3 separate regions of the Mus musculus genome follow, and all the other regions are linked to region 1. Evidence: chromatin loops called from intact Hi-C (ENCODE). Cell type or tissue: heart. All regions are shown on one strand. Each heading gives the region's core, and the rest is flanking DNA. Links, peaks and the distances in the headings are about the cores only.

Region 1 (4,900 bases), core at 542-4,541:
TCTCCAAATTTTTGTTTGTTCCTTTCAAGGAAATGGAAGGACCTTGGAAAACTTGAAGGATAAGTCCTTCCAAAAGCACACTTTGTCACTACCCTTGCCCAAGTTAGGACTTGGGTTTGGCCATGGCCACGATGCCTAAATCACAGGGTTCAGGTAGATTAAGCTAGGGAGAAGGGCCTGGCTTTTTCCTTTCTTACTCCACCCCATTCACAGTCCAGGTGACTAGGATGCCCTGGGACTGTACAAGAATGACCCTCTGGGTGGGTGCGGCTGACAGGACAACAGGGTGATGCTGAAAGGGACTAGAGGACCTGACAGTGAGCTTAGGAGAGACTGCAAGCCCTCCCAAGAAGTTCCAAACACACCTACTGGAGTGTAAGGCCACCTGTTAAAGAGCCAAGAGAGCTTTCCTCCTGGGTACTAGACACTGAGATCTGAGAGGCCATTGCCAATGACACCTGACCAAGATTTATTTTATTGCTTTGTTTCATTGAGATAGGGACTTGCTAAGTAGTCTAGGCTGGGTTTGAACTCCATATGAAGCCTAGGCTGGCCTCAAATTCAAATGTTGATCCTTCTGCTGCCGCTTCCTAAGTGTGGGGACTATAGGCATGAACCATCATGTCCAGTTTAGGTCTCTTTTATCCTGTATAGAACTCAAGGATTTAGTGAGAAAATAAGCTAGTTTCTTTTGCCTGGAAAATCCAAGGTCTTACTTATGAGAAAGCGGGGCCAATACCATTAATGGTGTTAAATGTTTATGTGCCGAAGCACTGTTTTAAGTACTTAGCTAATAAGTATACTCAACACAGTTAGGATTGTGCTCAATATAAAAGTAACATGGAAGTAAAAACTAAGACATGTGTGGTGGGCTTACACCCCATGGTACCCTGGGGACTGCCATAAGGATTGCCATAAGTCCAAGGCCAGTCTGGTAACATAATGACATCCTGTCTCTAAAAAAGTAAGATCCTCATAAGAACTCTTGATGATACTCTTTCTATTCCTACTTTCAAAGAAGGAAATGAGCTCAAAGACATTGTCCTGCTCACTGAAGGCCAAGCATCAAGCAAGTGTAGGGTTTGAATTTGAACCCAATTAAGCCTGAACTTAGTTTAGAACCTGCTCTTGGCACTTGCAAAACCCAGCGTGAGGAATGCATAGACCCCGTAATTTCATGCATAAAATGGAAGAAATTACTCACCTATAGTGTGGTAACTAAAAAAAAAAAAAAAAAACACAAAAACAAAAACAAAACCCAGATAGTCATGATTGTAACTCCAGGGGCTTTGGGTATGCCCAGTGTAGACAAAGAAGAAACTCAGGACCAGGAGAATAAAGAGCTAAGCAGGAGACACCCTTAACCCATGGCTCTCCAACCTATGTACATATCTTCATTGCCTTGGGGAGAGTGTTTTCAGGATGCCTGGACACTGCTTCTTGACATTTGAATTCAGGGTGTTTGGTGTGGAACCTAGAAACCTCATTTATCCAGACATTTGGGCTCACACAGACCTCTGAGAATCATTGCCCTAAATTAACAAAGAGGGGGACATTGCTAGGGGTCAACTGAGGATCAGTGAAGCTGGGTGAGTTGTCACCTTTGAACGGAGACCAGCCGGCGAACCACACAGTAGGCCTGCGACGAGCACAGTGGTGAGGCAGGAGTGTTGGGGACAGAAGTCCACACACCAGCATGATTCGCAAGCTATGGGGTGCAGGTGGGATTGCCTCAGACTTTCAGAGAGTCAGAAATGTGTCACAGGGCCCAGGCGCTGTTCTAAATTAGCAGGAGGAGGTCAGTTGCCTTGCTAGAAAGGGTCTCCATCCATGCTGTGCTTCCCCAAGCTGCCTGTCCTGGGTACTAGGAACTTGGGACAAGTGAAAGGCAAGAACTGAAGCTGTTCATGGGGTGCTGCTTCTCACTGGGGCCCTGAGGTTTAGGAACAGCTTGCTCTATCACAAAATCTGGTTGCCTGTTCCTAGAGTACAGAATGAGGAAATAACGCCCCCTCTGGGTCGCCGAGGGAAACAAGGTGGCCTTTCACCCCGGCATCAGTTTTCAGGTTCCAAAGACCTCAGAGATGCCTGGTTGAGGGCAGCTGGCGGACAAGTGATCACACCACCCACCCTTGTCTGATGCCACGCACGCTGAGCGCTGAGCGAGCTGAGGTGGAAGGCGGGGCAGAAGAACGGGTGGCTCTTGTGTCCTCCCATTCCCCTCCCACCCAGGGCATGGGCGGCATCGGCGAAGCCAGCGAGACGCTTGTCCTACAGCGCCTCCTCCTGGACAAAGCTCCAGACAACCGAAAAGGGACACCACCAGCCCTAGAAAACCTAGACTAGGCACTTCCTTCCTGGGACATCAGAAGTTGATTCTGCCACGTCCACTGGAGAGGCAAAAAGGAGTCCAAAAGTCCTTGAGGCTACCTCTTACCGCCCCACCCCCAGCTCAGACAACAAGCCTGTGACCCAGAAGCGAGCATCTCATCTCTCCTTGATTAGGTGAGGCAGGAGGAAAATCCCTCCAGTTTGTTTGTTTGTTTGTTTGTTTGTTTGTTTATTTATTTACTTATTTGTTTATCTGATTGCTCTCTGCTGAGCCTGAGCTTTAGAATGTGCTGTGCTGGTGTTCGTTACAAGAACGATCGTCCCGAAGTTTGTCAGTTTGAACGGGCACCAGGAAGAAAGGCCTTTTCCCAGAGCCGCAGCGCCAGTCTGAAAAAAAAAAAAAACTATTTCTGAGGGTCGTGTGTGTGTGTGTGTGTGTGTGTGTGTGTGTGTGTGTGTGTGTACACCTGGAAAAGAAAAAAATTCTACTCACTACTAGCTCATATTTGCAACCTATTTCTAGTGTACAGACACATTAGGGTGGGGTGGTTTAAGTCTAAGATTGAAAGTAATTGTAGTCAAGGGTAAAGTCGTGGCTATCTTTAGATGAAAGGAAGAAACGGTGAGCAGCAAAGCCTAAGGAAGGGGTAATGGGTCTGGTTATCTCCTCCTATCGCTCCCTCCCCCAGTCTGTGCAGTACTGGGTCAATCCCTGGGCTGGGCTATTTCACTGCACATGCGCTGGGCGTGCGCGGCCCCGCACTGCAGAGGCTCTGAGCGATGCCGCCTCAAGCACAGTGCCGGGGGTTCCAACGCACACCACTCCAGCGCCTGGCTGTGGAAGGACTCGAGAATCCTATCTAAAAGAGGCATGAAACACGTGGTTTTCTTTTGCAGGAAAATCTGAATTAATGCCTCAAATCAATCTTTCTAGTCTGGTTCAATCAAATCAACAAAATCTCCATGTTGCAGATGGACACTCAGTGTTGTCTTTGAATTAGAATTTTCACATATGGGGTGCAGCTTCTCCCTGTCATCTGTTAACAGAGAGGGGGAACACCACCCTGGGTTTAGAGAGCATAATTTCTCCTCTAGTTTTGCAAAACTATCAAGTCTAGGAGATACTTTCCTTTGAAACAATGGTATCTATTTTTATCATTTCCGAAAAAGTGCACCTAAATTGGATTTAAATCGGAATTCCGAGTTCTTGGTTGCTTCTCCACAGCTTCCTGTGCCCCCGAAAACCCTCACTGGCCTCCGCCGCACTGCGACAAGGCCGTAAACACCTCTAACAGCTGCCTGCCAGCCCAGGGTGAAATACTGTCTTTGTTCCGGTTTCCCCTGCCTCTTGGACTCAGAGAACAGAATTCTGGCAAAATATACGTATTAGTAGAAAGATATGATAGGAAAAAGACGGTTGATTTTCAGCCAGTTTTCTTGGCTACGTTTGTAATAGCGAACTTTGCTTTATTTCCTAGACTTTCCAGAGACTGCACTCCCAGCTCTTGTGTCCACCCAAGAAGAAACCAAGGCCAGGACATTGGCTCCCCAGTCTATAAATAGAAGTTTGGACCCAGGACGCTGGGAGTTTTGCCCAGAAACCTCTAAGGTCTTAGGCTCCGAATAATCTTTAAATTTCGTTTCTTTTTCTCTCCGGTTTTCTTTCCTTTTTTGTTTATTTTTTGTTGTTAGGTTCACAGAGACAATGAAGGCAGTTATGGCGGTGTCAGCCTCTTAGCCTTTCCTTGTAGAGAAAATGTGCGACTTCCCAAACGTTTATTTCTCAAGTGGCAACCAACCGTTTCTTTCCAATAAGCTTTGAATATCACCACGAGGCTCACAATGATACCCTACATCCTCCATGTTTGCACCTGGCACCACCTTCCTCTGTGTAATCAGAACCACGTTCTTCACCGAAACACGCTGGGCCACCAAACCCAGGAAAAAGCAGCTGAAACCCCAAACCTACAACTTGGCCAGCCGAGCATCCAGCCCACCCCAGCCCCACCCAGCCTCAGAACTCCAAGTCCACCCCCAGCCCCACCCAGACTCAGGCCATCAAGTCTTTGAGCCCCACCCAACTTCAATGAACCTAGCTAGCTGCAGGGCCTATGGACGCAGTCAAGGAGCTTGTTTTTCCAAAGGGAATGTTTCCTCTTACTCTCAGCGTCATCAATGTGTAATAGGGAACTGCTTACAAGATACAGACGCTCCGAATAAAAATAAAATAAGAAACAAAAACCCACTCCAGAGACAGTGAGCCCTCTGAGTTACCGACCCAGAACAATTCTGCAGACATCAACTGGTCCTCCATTTTGAAATGAGAGTGATTCCATCCTTAATTACTAAAAACACCTTTCTACAAACATATCACCTATTGTTCACAAGTATTTGTACAGCCAACACTGTTATACTGGAATATCTGGGCAAACAATAAGGATTTGTCGATAAGCACGTTGGGGACTATGGCCCACCGCCATGTGCAGTCTTATGCGCAATGCGGCAGATTGTCTAAGGTTTCAATGTTTCCCTATGTGTTCCTGAAGGAACAGGAAATAGGGGTTTCAAA
Region 2 (4,900 bases), core at 243-4,242, 870 kb before region 1:
GGACCTCCCACGCCCCACAGCCCTGCACCGCTCTGTTGCGCTCAGCCAGAAGGCAGCTGGCATAGTTTCCTACCTTGGTCTTTTCATCAGTGATTTCTTTTCCCTCCTCTGTACAAATCTTTTGACTGTAGTAACTTCATCCTTTGAGGAACAAAGTGGGAAGTGCTCCCAACAAACTCAAATAGCTTTAGCCACGATCTAAAGTAATTTGATGGGGGAATAAATTGGTAACTGGTTTTCGGGAAAGGGAGGCACTGAGATAGAATACAACCAGCAGTAAGATTGACGTGCAGCGTTCACGTAATCACAACAGAGAAGATAGATGAAGTGTTCGGCATCTAAACTCTGGAGCCAGGAGCTGGGCTAGGGTTCCAGCTCGGCTCTATTTCTTATTTCTCGTGTCACTAAGGCTCCTATCTCTCAAGCTTAGGTGTTGTGAGCACCCAGTGGGGCTGCTGAGGACCCAGTACCTGCTGCACAAAGGGCTGGCTTTTCTGGAGCTCCGTAAACGGGCGTTGCTGTTGCTGTGCCTTGGAAGGGATGCTGGCGTGTTTATATTATCCCGACAGGGCTGTCACCTGTGTCAAAGCTGCTCACTCAACATTGAAGAAGCCTTTGAAGGCAGCTGAAGCCAATCAAGGAGATCATGGAGACGAGACAATCAGGAAATCTTTACAAGTGACACTTTTAAAGAAGGTTTAGTCTCCCATGAGTTCAGATCGGTCTGAGGAACTTCCTAGGGACTGTGATTTGAATGAGGTCTTATACAACTTGGCTAAGAAAAAAAAAAATGAAGTGCTTTCATCCAGGAAATAATGTGCAGAAAAAGAGGAGAAACAAGAAAGACTTATTTTTTTGGAGTGGGGGGGGTGTTAAAAATCAAATTATTGGCATGACTGTGCATTGCTGAGACTCAAACCCAGGGCCTTCATGCATGCCAGTCAATACGAACCTTCCCCTTTCTCCATAAAGGTAAAAGTAACACAGCATTTTGATATTTGATGTATATGTATATATATCAAATACACACACACACACACACAGACACACACACATGCACACACACACAGACACACACACATGCACACACACACAGACCACACACACACACACACACACACACACACACACGCACACACACACGAATGCACGCACACACAATCTTATTGAAGATAGAGTTTTCATACACTGTATTCTGGTTGTGGTCCCCTCCCTCTCTATTTCTCTCAGTTTTCCCCTCCCCTCTCCTCCCCTCCCACTGAGGTCCACTCCCTTTCTGTCTTTCCTTAGAAAACAAACAGGCTTCTAAGGGATAATAATAAAATATAATGAGATAAAACAAAAACAAATCAGAATCTAACAAAACAAACAAACAGAAGGCACAAGAACTCAAGAAAAGGCACAAGAATCAGCTGCAGACAAAGAGACTCACTTCTTGGCACACCCATAAAACCGCAAACCTGGAATCCATGGTGTATACACAAAACCTATAAAGTAAAACTAATTGTAATAAAATAACAGTAACTTTTTCTTGCACCACCACTACCCGGTGTATTTATTTATTTATTTTAATAAAAAAGCTCTGACGTAAGGAGTTAGGAGACAAGGAACCTTAAAGTCACCACTGGGTTCCTTTTCAGTCGGCCTCTCCTGTTGGGCACTGCAGCCTGCCCTTAAGAGTGGTTTGTTTCTCCAGTGAGACTTCCTTGGAGAAAACAAAATTTTCATTTCCAAGTGGTTATAGATTGGAGAGAGTTTCTGGATTAGCACTGTGGAGTGTGTCCTCTCCTCCTTTCATCTGCATCTGGTGCAGGACACCCCCCCCCCCCCGCCCCGCCCCGCGTGCTACCTCCATCTCTGGGAGTTCATATGTGCACCAGTCCTGTTGTGTTTAAAAGTCTTGTTTCCTTGGTATCTTCCACCCCTCTGGCTCTTTTTGCCTCCTCTTCCCCTCCGGGTTTCCTGAGCCCCAAAGGAAGGGCTGAATAATATTTATATTTGAAAAGACAGTCTTGAAGCTTTTGTGAGTTAATGCATTTGACACTTTCTTTTAAAATATGTCCCCTTCCTCGTCGGTTTGACTATAGTATGAAGAAAAGTGTATTTATTGGCGAACTATAGGGGTTGCAGATTTTTATATAACCCACCATGTCTTGATGACACCCCAGGCAGATCGTGTCCACTAGGTGGCGCGCATGGGCCTTCGCTGTAATGCTGTGGGTTTTCTAAACCAGGCTAGGGAGCGCTGTGCTATCCCTGGTGAGGCAGCTTGCCCAAGACCAACTCCAAATGCCTTAAGCCTGGGGTTCCCACAGCTGCAGCTTGCAGCCTGATCAACCTCAAACCGCAGGCTGCAAAACCAGAAGCCCCTGAAGCGGCTTCAAACCAAAACACTGAGGTGGACAATGCCATGGCTATTTAGAGGAAAGGGATAAAGACACGAGGGGAGCATTAAAAAGAACGAGATCCTTCTGCACTGGTTTTCATGACAGTATAATTTTCTCTCATGTTGTAAGGTTGAGCACAACGTGAAATCGAGGCTAGATTCTGATGCAGATTTCAGAGTGGGAGGGGAAGGCATTTTGTTTTTCTTTAGGAGAGCGCCAGCTGATTCCCTTTATTTTCCAGATGAAACGCTGACGGCTTTGTCATAGTTTTATCCTTTATTACTGGTCTAAAAAGGGACAGGTGTCTTCCTTCCAATCCGAAGCAGCAAGTAATGGCTTTGGCATCATTTCTTTGCCTCTTTTAAGTTTATGGAAACCCATTTCTCATTGTTAGGCTAAAGATGCAGATCAGAACGGAGGAGCCTGATTCTTGTCACAGGAAGGCTGCTTCTCAGGCGATTAGAAAGCAGCAGCCGGGAGTCTTGACAGGAACGCGTGACAGATAGCTATGGCAACGCAGTTACAGACCCCGCACGCAGGGCCTCCAAAGCCCTGGGTTACCCCGCACGCACGCGTACAACTCTGCTTAGGAGCAACCCTGAGACCGGTTCTACGCGTTTCTGCAAAGCTTGCCTGTGCTGGTTTATCTGAGCTGGCTGAAGGCGGTGGGGGAACACGAGGCCTTTTTCCTGTAGTGTAGCTCAATGCAGCAGCATCTCTGTCTTGGGTTCAAGGGTACCCCGATTCTGTAATTACAGATCGGCAAGCTCATTTTGATTTCGGCCAAAATAACTCTTAAAAAATTTAAAGGTATCTTTGTGTGTCTGGTGTTTTGCCTGCACCATATCCTGAGCACAAAATAAGATTTTTTTAAAAGTCAAATTTATAGTTCCTGTAAAATAATAATAAAAGTACCTTTTTTTGTACTTGCCCAGGGTTCTTATGTATGTAATCCTCTTTTTATGGTGCTGATGGCAGGCTTTCAATGGATTTCTTAAGATCTCTTCCAATGGTATATAATCTTGGTTCAGAAATATGCATTAGTTCAACAAACCCAGACAGAAAAGTAATTAGGGGTGTATGGAAATAGTGGAGTAGGGACAGAGTGATTCTTTTAAAATGGGCTTTCCTAATAATTTCGTTTACTTAAAGAAAGGTGGGTGAACTATCTGCATTTCTGGAAGGCGTGTTGCCTCTTATTCAACCTGTGCTTATTGTTTCAAAAGACAGGAATTAACAAGCAGAAATAAAGCACCTTTTCTACAGCAAAACATTTAATTTTACTTACTAAAATGTTAGATTTCAATACAGACCCAGGAGCCAGCAATGTCTGATATATTACTAGAGAAACATCTGGAAGTGGCTGTAAGGACGGCTGAGTGAGTGTAAGGTTCGCGATATCATCTCTGGATGTAATATACTTCTTACCTCTGGGTGGCGCTGTTCAACTGCTTCTTGTTTTTATGTGCCGTTGAAAACCTTTGCTTCCTGTTAGATGCATTCCTGAAAGAATCTGTTAAAGAGACATTTCCTCTATCCACAGTTACGCCTTAAATAACTTTCTTGTCACATGGATATAAATTTAAAGTGGTTGTGATATGCCATTTTAATTACCAAAAGATGACCAAATAATATTAAAGATTGTTTATATGGGCAATTGGCCAGGTTAAAAACCCGATCTCATCTTGCTGGAGAAGAAATCATCTATTTACATTTTGATAGGCATTTAACCTGAAAAGACCATTCAAACACTAGAGTTTTAGTTTAAATTTGTTGTCACTTTTAAATCCATAAAGATGTTTCAGTAGAAGCCAGTTTTATGAAAGGGAAGGGTAGATATTGGGAAAAACTCCAACCAATTAAAATGTTATTTAAAAATCTAACATTAGTCACTAAGATAGTATTTTCACTTAAATTCAAAGCTAAACACCTTCAATATTAAACAAAACAATACAAAACAAAACAACAACAACCACAACACACACACAGAACAAAAACCTTCAGAAACCTATCTTTATCTTCAGAATTCTTCTTTCCAGAACAGGATTGCTTTAGTAAGTAGCAATTATGTTTACAATCTTGGAAAATGTATGGTAGGTAGCCATTACATCTCTTACAAACCCACAGTGAGTTAGTATTGTGGGCCAAGAGAACACATGTCGGTTGGTTTTTAAGACGTCTAATTCTTTATTCAAAACTCAGGGCCAGTCAGAAATGCCAGATGAAGGGGTTATAATGCCAAAGTTAATTTTGTTTTGTCATATACAAAGTAGTTAATGTAAAAATTATTGATTGATATTCTCCCTCTTTTAACTCTTTTAGGACTCAATATTTAAAGCAAAACTAATTTATCTAGGTGTTCTACTGCACAAAATTAATTCTACTGGGACAGGCGAGGCCAAGCCTCATTATGAAACGGTTGGTTCCCTTGCTGAACCAGCCTAAGCAGGTTGCTTTAGTTTTTCAAAATTAGGTACAACAAAGAATTTAACCCTTGAGATGCTGGGGAACTG
Region 3 (4,900 bases), core at 243-4,242, 110 kb before region 1:
CTTATGTGTTTGCTAGGCCCCGGCCTAGTCTCACAAGAGACAGCTATATCAGGGTCCTTTTAGCAAACGCTTGCTAGTGTATGCAATGGTGTCATCGTTTGGAGGCTAATTATGGGATGGATCCCTGGATATGGCAGTCTCTAGCTGGTCCATCCTTTTGTCTCAGCTCCAAATTTTGTCTCTGTAACTCCTTCCATGGGTGATTGTTTCCAATTCTGAGAAGGGGCAAAGTATCCACACTTTGGTCTTTGTTCTTCTTCAGTTTCATGTGTTTTGCAAATTGTATCTTATATCTCCGGTATACTAAGTTTCTGGGCTAATATCCACTTATCAGTGAGTACATATCATTTGAGTTCTTTTGTGATTGTGTTACCTCACTCAGGATGATGCCCTCCAGGTCCCATGGTGTCTTTTAACATCAAAAACTTTCTATATTCTTATACAACCATTTCGATTATGGAATGTATACTCCATGTTTTGCTTAGAAACTCCTGCTATCCAATCTTACAAAAATAATACCCTGTATTTGCCCTTGTTTTTTTCCCTATTATTTTATTGTAAGTTCGTTTGTGCTACATTTAAATCTTTAATACATCGAGAATTAATTCATGCTATATTTTGACTTAGGAGCTGTTCCTATACTACTTTCTATTTACTGAACTATCTAGCTTTAAATATGTCCTACTACCATAACAGACCACTACAAGCACCTTAAGACAAATACAAACTTCCTGGGGATTTGTAAACTTCACTAACTGAGGTAGAATTCTGAACTTATCAAAAGTTTATCAAATACCATTTCTTGTTTTCTTGTTGAAAAGAAATCACACATTGGATATATACATTCAGAATACAAACATATACTGTGAAATGATTTATGACATAGTATCAGTCTAAAATAAACCACTGACCTCAAGTCAGAGGCCTGACTTTTTCAACCTCACTGATAAAGTCAGAGAGAAACATTACTTGAAATCTGTGTTATTTACTCAAGTCATGGGTATTTAAAGAGAACTGACAGACAGGTCCTAGGATACAATGGGAAACAAAATTCCCTGCTTTCATGAAGCTTACAATCTCTCTTCTATCCTCTCTCCTATAAAATGCTATTTTAAAGGAAATCTAAGTTCACACAAATTCAATACAATGGAAAGCGTTTCGAAAAGTTGATAACACATTATACTTTCATTTCCAATGTACTACTTTACCCCAAATACGACTGTTTATCTTAGTGACTATCTCCTCATTCGAACGTTGAAAACACTGCTGGAATTAACATTCATCCCATTAACTTGACTCTTTTTTTCTATCATAGCCACTTTCGCCAAAATAAAAACTTCAATACGAATGTGTGTGTGTGTGTGTGTGTGTGTGTGTCAAAAGATGTTTACTTTCTTTAAACTTCATGCCCATTAAGAATAATTCAAAGAATCCCACAGACTTTGCAAATGGCTTGGAGAACAACTCGGGTGACCCATCAACAACAGGTAAAGAAGGGCAGCTCAAGAGTGACAGTCACCTTAAACTTGAGAACCCAAGAGCAGAGAGGCTGCCCTATTCCCACGGAAACCTTGGGGGAGGCGAGGACCCAACCCGTGGCCACGCCCCCACCTCGATCCCCAGCCCCGGGCCTCCGCCACCTAAACCGCGGAGTCGGGGAACAAAGCGCCGCGGAGGGAGTGAGGTCAGGACTCTGTCCCTGCAGGGTGACCTTGGCCATGTGTCCTCAGTTTCCTCATCCAGAAAGTGAGGCCAAGCCTCCATGGCCGCTGCCGCCTCCACCCGGGCTGTAGACTCAGCACCCTCGACCCACGGCTACAGGGAAACTCCAGCCCTCCGCCTCCCCACGCGGATCCCCGCCGCCACCCACGCCGCCCCGTCGGCGCCCACACGGGCTACCTGCGATCTGGGAGACGAACGCTTCCGCCACCAGAGACATGTCGGCTGCGAGGTCCTGCGCGCGCGCCTGAGCTCCGCGGCGCTCGGCGCCCTCCCGCGCGACCTCGGCGGCCTTCCCCCGGCAGCTGACGAGCTTCGCTGGGCCAACGCTAAGACGAGCAGAGCTCACCTCGGCAGCGGTGGCTCGGCCCGCAAGGTTACCGCCAGGCCGACCAAGCACTTCCGGCGTCGCTGACAACGCGCGCCGGCACTTCCGGCTGCTCCGCCCCGCGCGCTCCGGACCTGCGAGAGCCCTAAGAGAGCAGGCTCTCTGGCTAGAGTCTTTTGGATTTGATTGCAACCTTTCAGCAGTTCAACAAGACAGAAACAGCTTCAAGAGGTTCAAGTGCCTGGTCTGGTTCTACTGGAGCCCAGAAACTCAGGAATTCTCTCAATTCCACTAACTGTAGGATTCGGGGTCCATAGACTGATATTAGTGTTGGTTATTTGTTCAAATGCGCTAGCCAGAAGGAGGCTTACACAGCTTGTGAGCTGAGACATAATTTAATCTTTCAACTCCAAGCACCCAAAATGAAGCTTGGAGAATAAAGCACTTCAATTACTTGTTTCTGAGTGTAGAAGGAACAAGAGTAAAAGGAAGGGCGCTAGATCCCTTGAATCTTTCCTCTTAGTCTAATCTTTTTTTTTTTTAACTATAGGTTACAATTGACCAAAAATCATAAATATTACAGAATTAGAAAATTAGAAGCATAAAGTTACACTTGATTTCAGAAATCATTTGGTGAGCCAAAGCCCCCTTTCGCTGATGAGAACATGGCTCGGAGAGGTGAGACGATGTTGTTGTGTGTGTGTGTCAGTGTATAGACCCAAGACAACTTTTGGTACTTAGTTCTCTCCAACCATGTGGGTTCCAGGGATCCAACTCAAGTCTTCAGGCTCGGTAGCATAGCCCATACACACACATGCATCAGCTTGTACAGTGGTCAGTGTCTCAGTACCTCTTCAGTTGCTCTCCATCCTCTATTTTGAGATAGGGTCTCTCACTGAGAATCTGGAGCACAAGGATTAGGCTGGCCAACAACACTCGGAACTTGGTCTGTCCCTGCCCACCTCCCACCCAACCCTAGAGTAAACTACTGTACCTGGCCTGCCTCTGCCTCCCGAGTGCTGGGATTAAAGGTGTGCACCACCACGCCTGGCGATTTTGTTTCTTGTCCACAGATCTCTGACCCTCCATTACAGTTTATTGTCTAAATTTCTGTTCATATACTTAAGTAGTATATTGCTTTCTTAGAGGTGCGGGACAGATTATCACACACTGGGTGTTTAAAACAACGGATGCATTTACTCTCTGGTTCTGGAAGCTAGAAGTCTGAGGTTAAAGTGTTGGCAAGACGATGCTTGCTCTCAAGGACATAGAAATAAATGTCCTTCCTCCATCTGCCCAGCTTCTAGGATTTCCAGGGTTCCTGGGCATTCCATGGCTTTAGACAAGTCATTTCCACCTTTGCTCCCACCATTAGGCAACATTCTCCCTTGCATCTGTTTGTCCAAACTTCTGTCTTCCACTGAAGGCACCAGCCAATGGATTAAGGCCTACTCATTTTTTTTATGACCTCTTCTTGGTTTTATCTGCAGAGCCAATTTGCAAATATGGTCACATCCATAAATACCAGAGGCTAGTATATAGAAGTCTTCTCAGAGGACATAAAATGGTAAGAAGTTTTGAAGAGTAAACCAGAGCAGGTATCAGTAGCCCCCACAGCAAATGAGAAGTCTATTCAACCAAACTTAAGCTTCCTCATTTAAATAGACACAAAGTACTTCTGAAAGCATCTTTTTCTCTGCCTGAAGTTCAGAGTTCATGAGAGGCTTATAGAAACACAAGGAAGATGGTAGGATGCCATCTGTTTGTGCTGAGGGAGGAAACCCCAACAGTGTATGTGGCACCCAGTTTCCTCCTCATCCTGAGGTTGATATTGACCCAGAGAAATGAGCTGTTGTAGGTATCTTCCTGCCAATCAACCCTTCCATTCTTGTCCTTTACACAAGGGATTTTATGTACGTACGGCTTTGAAAAACTGGAAGTCTATTGTCACATCAAGTTGTGCTGGCCTCTTTTATCCGTTGCCTTTCTGAAGCTATAGATGCTATGCTCTGACTGTTTTGGATCAGATGTAGTGTCCTATCCCAGGATTTGACTGGGAAAACAATAAGCAAGTGTGAGGGGTAGAGGTGAGCCCCAAATGGAGAAGGATGCTAGAGTCAGAGGCTGGAGACAGATTGGGGAGCAAGAGAGCGAGAGTCAGACAAATGGAATGATTCTGCAGTTTCAGTCGGCATGCTACACAGGAACACAGATAAACAGGGGCTGGGGTGCCTCTGAAGCACTGGGTTAAGACACTCTGCCTTTGCTACTAAAGCAAGTGTCTTAACCTGCCCTAGATGCTAGAAGAAAATACCTTAGACTGGTTAAGGTTAATTTGTCTTTTTCTTTTTTTTTTTAAGCAGAGTCTTTCTACATAGCCCTGGCTGCCTGGCTGTCCTAGAACTATGTAAACCAGGCTGGCCTCAAATTTACAGACGTTCCTACCTCTGCCTCTAGAGGATTAAAGGTATGATCCACCACACCTAGCTAGACTGGGTCATTTTTAAGCAGCAGGTTTATTGCTCAGTTTGAAAAGCTCTTCAATCCAAAACCAAGGCTTCTGTAGATCCAATGTCTGGTAGGGAAAGGAGGACTCGTAAAGGAAAGGCACTAGATCCCATGAGTCTTCTTCCCTCTTAGCCTGATCGTTTTTTAAATTATAGGTTACAATTGAAGAAAAATCATAAGTATTAGGGAATTGGAAGCGTGAAGTAACACTTGTAATAGAAGCGTGAAGCTACATTTTTTAAAAAAAGCAACTTTTTTTTGTACAAGTGTTGTAATAAGGCTTTTAATTCCATGTGAGGAAGGAACCCTCCCAAAGCTGTCTCTCTCTTAAATACTATCATATTG

What was found. Peaks named below come from ENCODE experiments on the same cell type or tissue, not always from the same donor. Only the 100,000 strongest peaks of a DNase experiment are listed, where the experiment ranks them.
Region 2: it touches region 1 in a loop (4-fold over the local background); 29 of 42 quality-filtered maps call a loop at or near these places.
Region 3: it touches region 1 in a loop (2.2-fold over the local background); 5 of 42 quality-filtered maps call a loop at or near these places.

Annotation. Positions count from the first base shown.
Region 1 is chr2:74,713,311-74,718,210 of GRCm38, reverse strand. The region is part of intron 1 of Hoxd3 (homeobox D3); the gene reads right to left. It overlaps Hoxd3os1 (homeobox D3, opposite strand 1), which reads left to right and starts at 2,081. Exons shown (of 3, transcript NR_027899.1): 1 at 2,081-2,505; 2 at 3,810-3,940. In heart, for the core only: a CTCF peak has its summit at 2,281 (motif pointing left); a DNase peak (open chromatin) is centred at 2,230; H3K4me3 peaks cover 698 bases; H3K27me3 peaks cover 4,000 bases.
Region 2 is chr2:75,587,704-75,592,603 of GRCm38, reverse strand. All of the region lies in intron 2 of Gm50595, which reads left to right. Among named protein-coding and RNA genes, the nearest start is that of Gm39853, 23 kb to the left of the region's middle. In heart, for the core only: CTCF peaks have their summits at 2,192 (motif pointing right) and 3,821 (motif pointing right); a DNase peak (open chromatin) is centred at 2,223; H3K4me3 peaks cover 988 bases; H3K27ac peaks cover 325 bases; H3K27me3 peaks cover 1,058 bases.
Region 3 is chr2:74,823,043-74,827,942 of GRCm38, reverse strand. Mtx2 (metaxin 2) reads right to left here and starts at 2,131. Exons shown (of 10, transcript NM_016804.4): 1 at 1,900-2,131. The coding sequence starts at 1,939. In heart, for the core only: no CTCF peak of the experiment used is centred there; DNase peaks (open chromatin) are centred at 1,672 and 2,042; H3K4me3 peaks cover 1,780 bases; H3K27ac peaks cover 1,319 bases; H3K27me3 peaks cover 543 bases.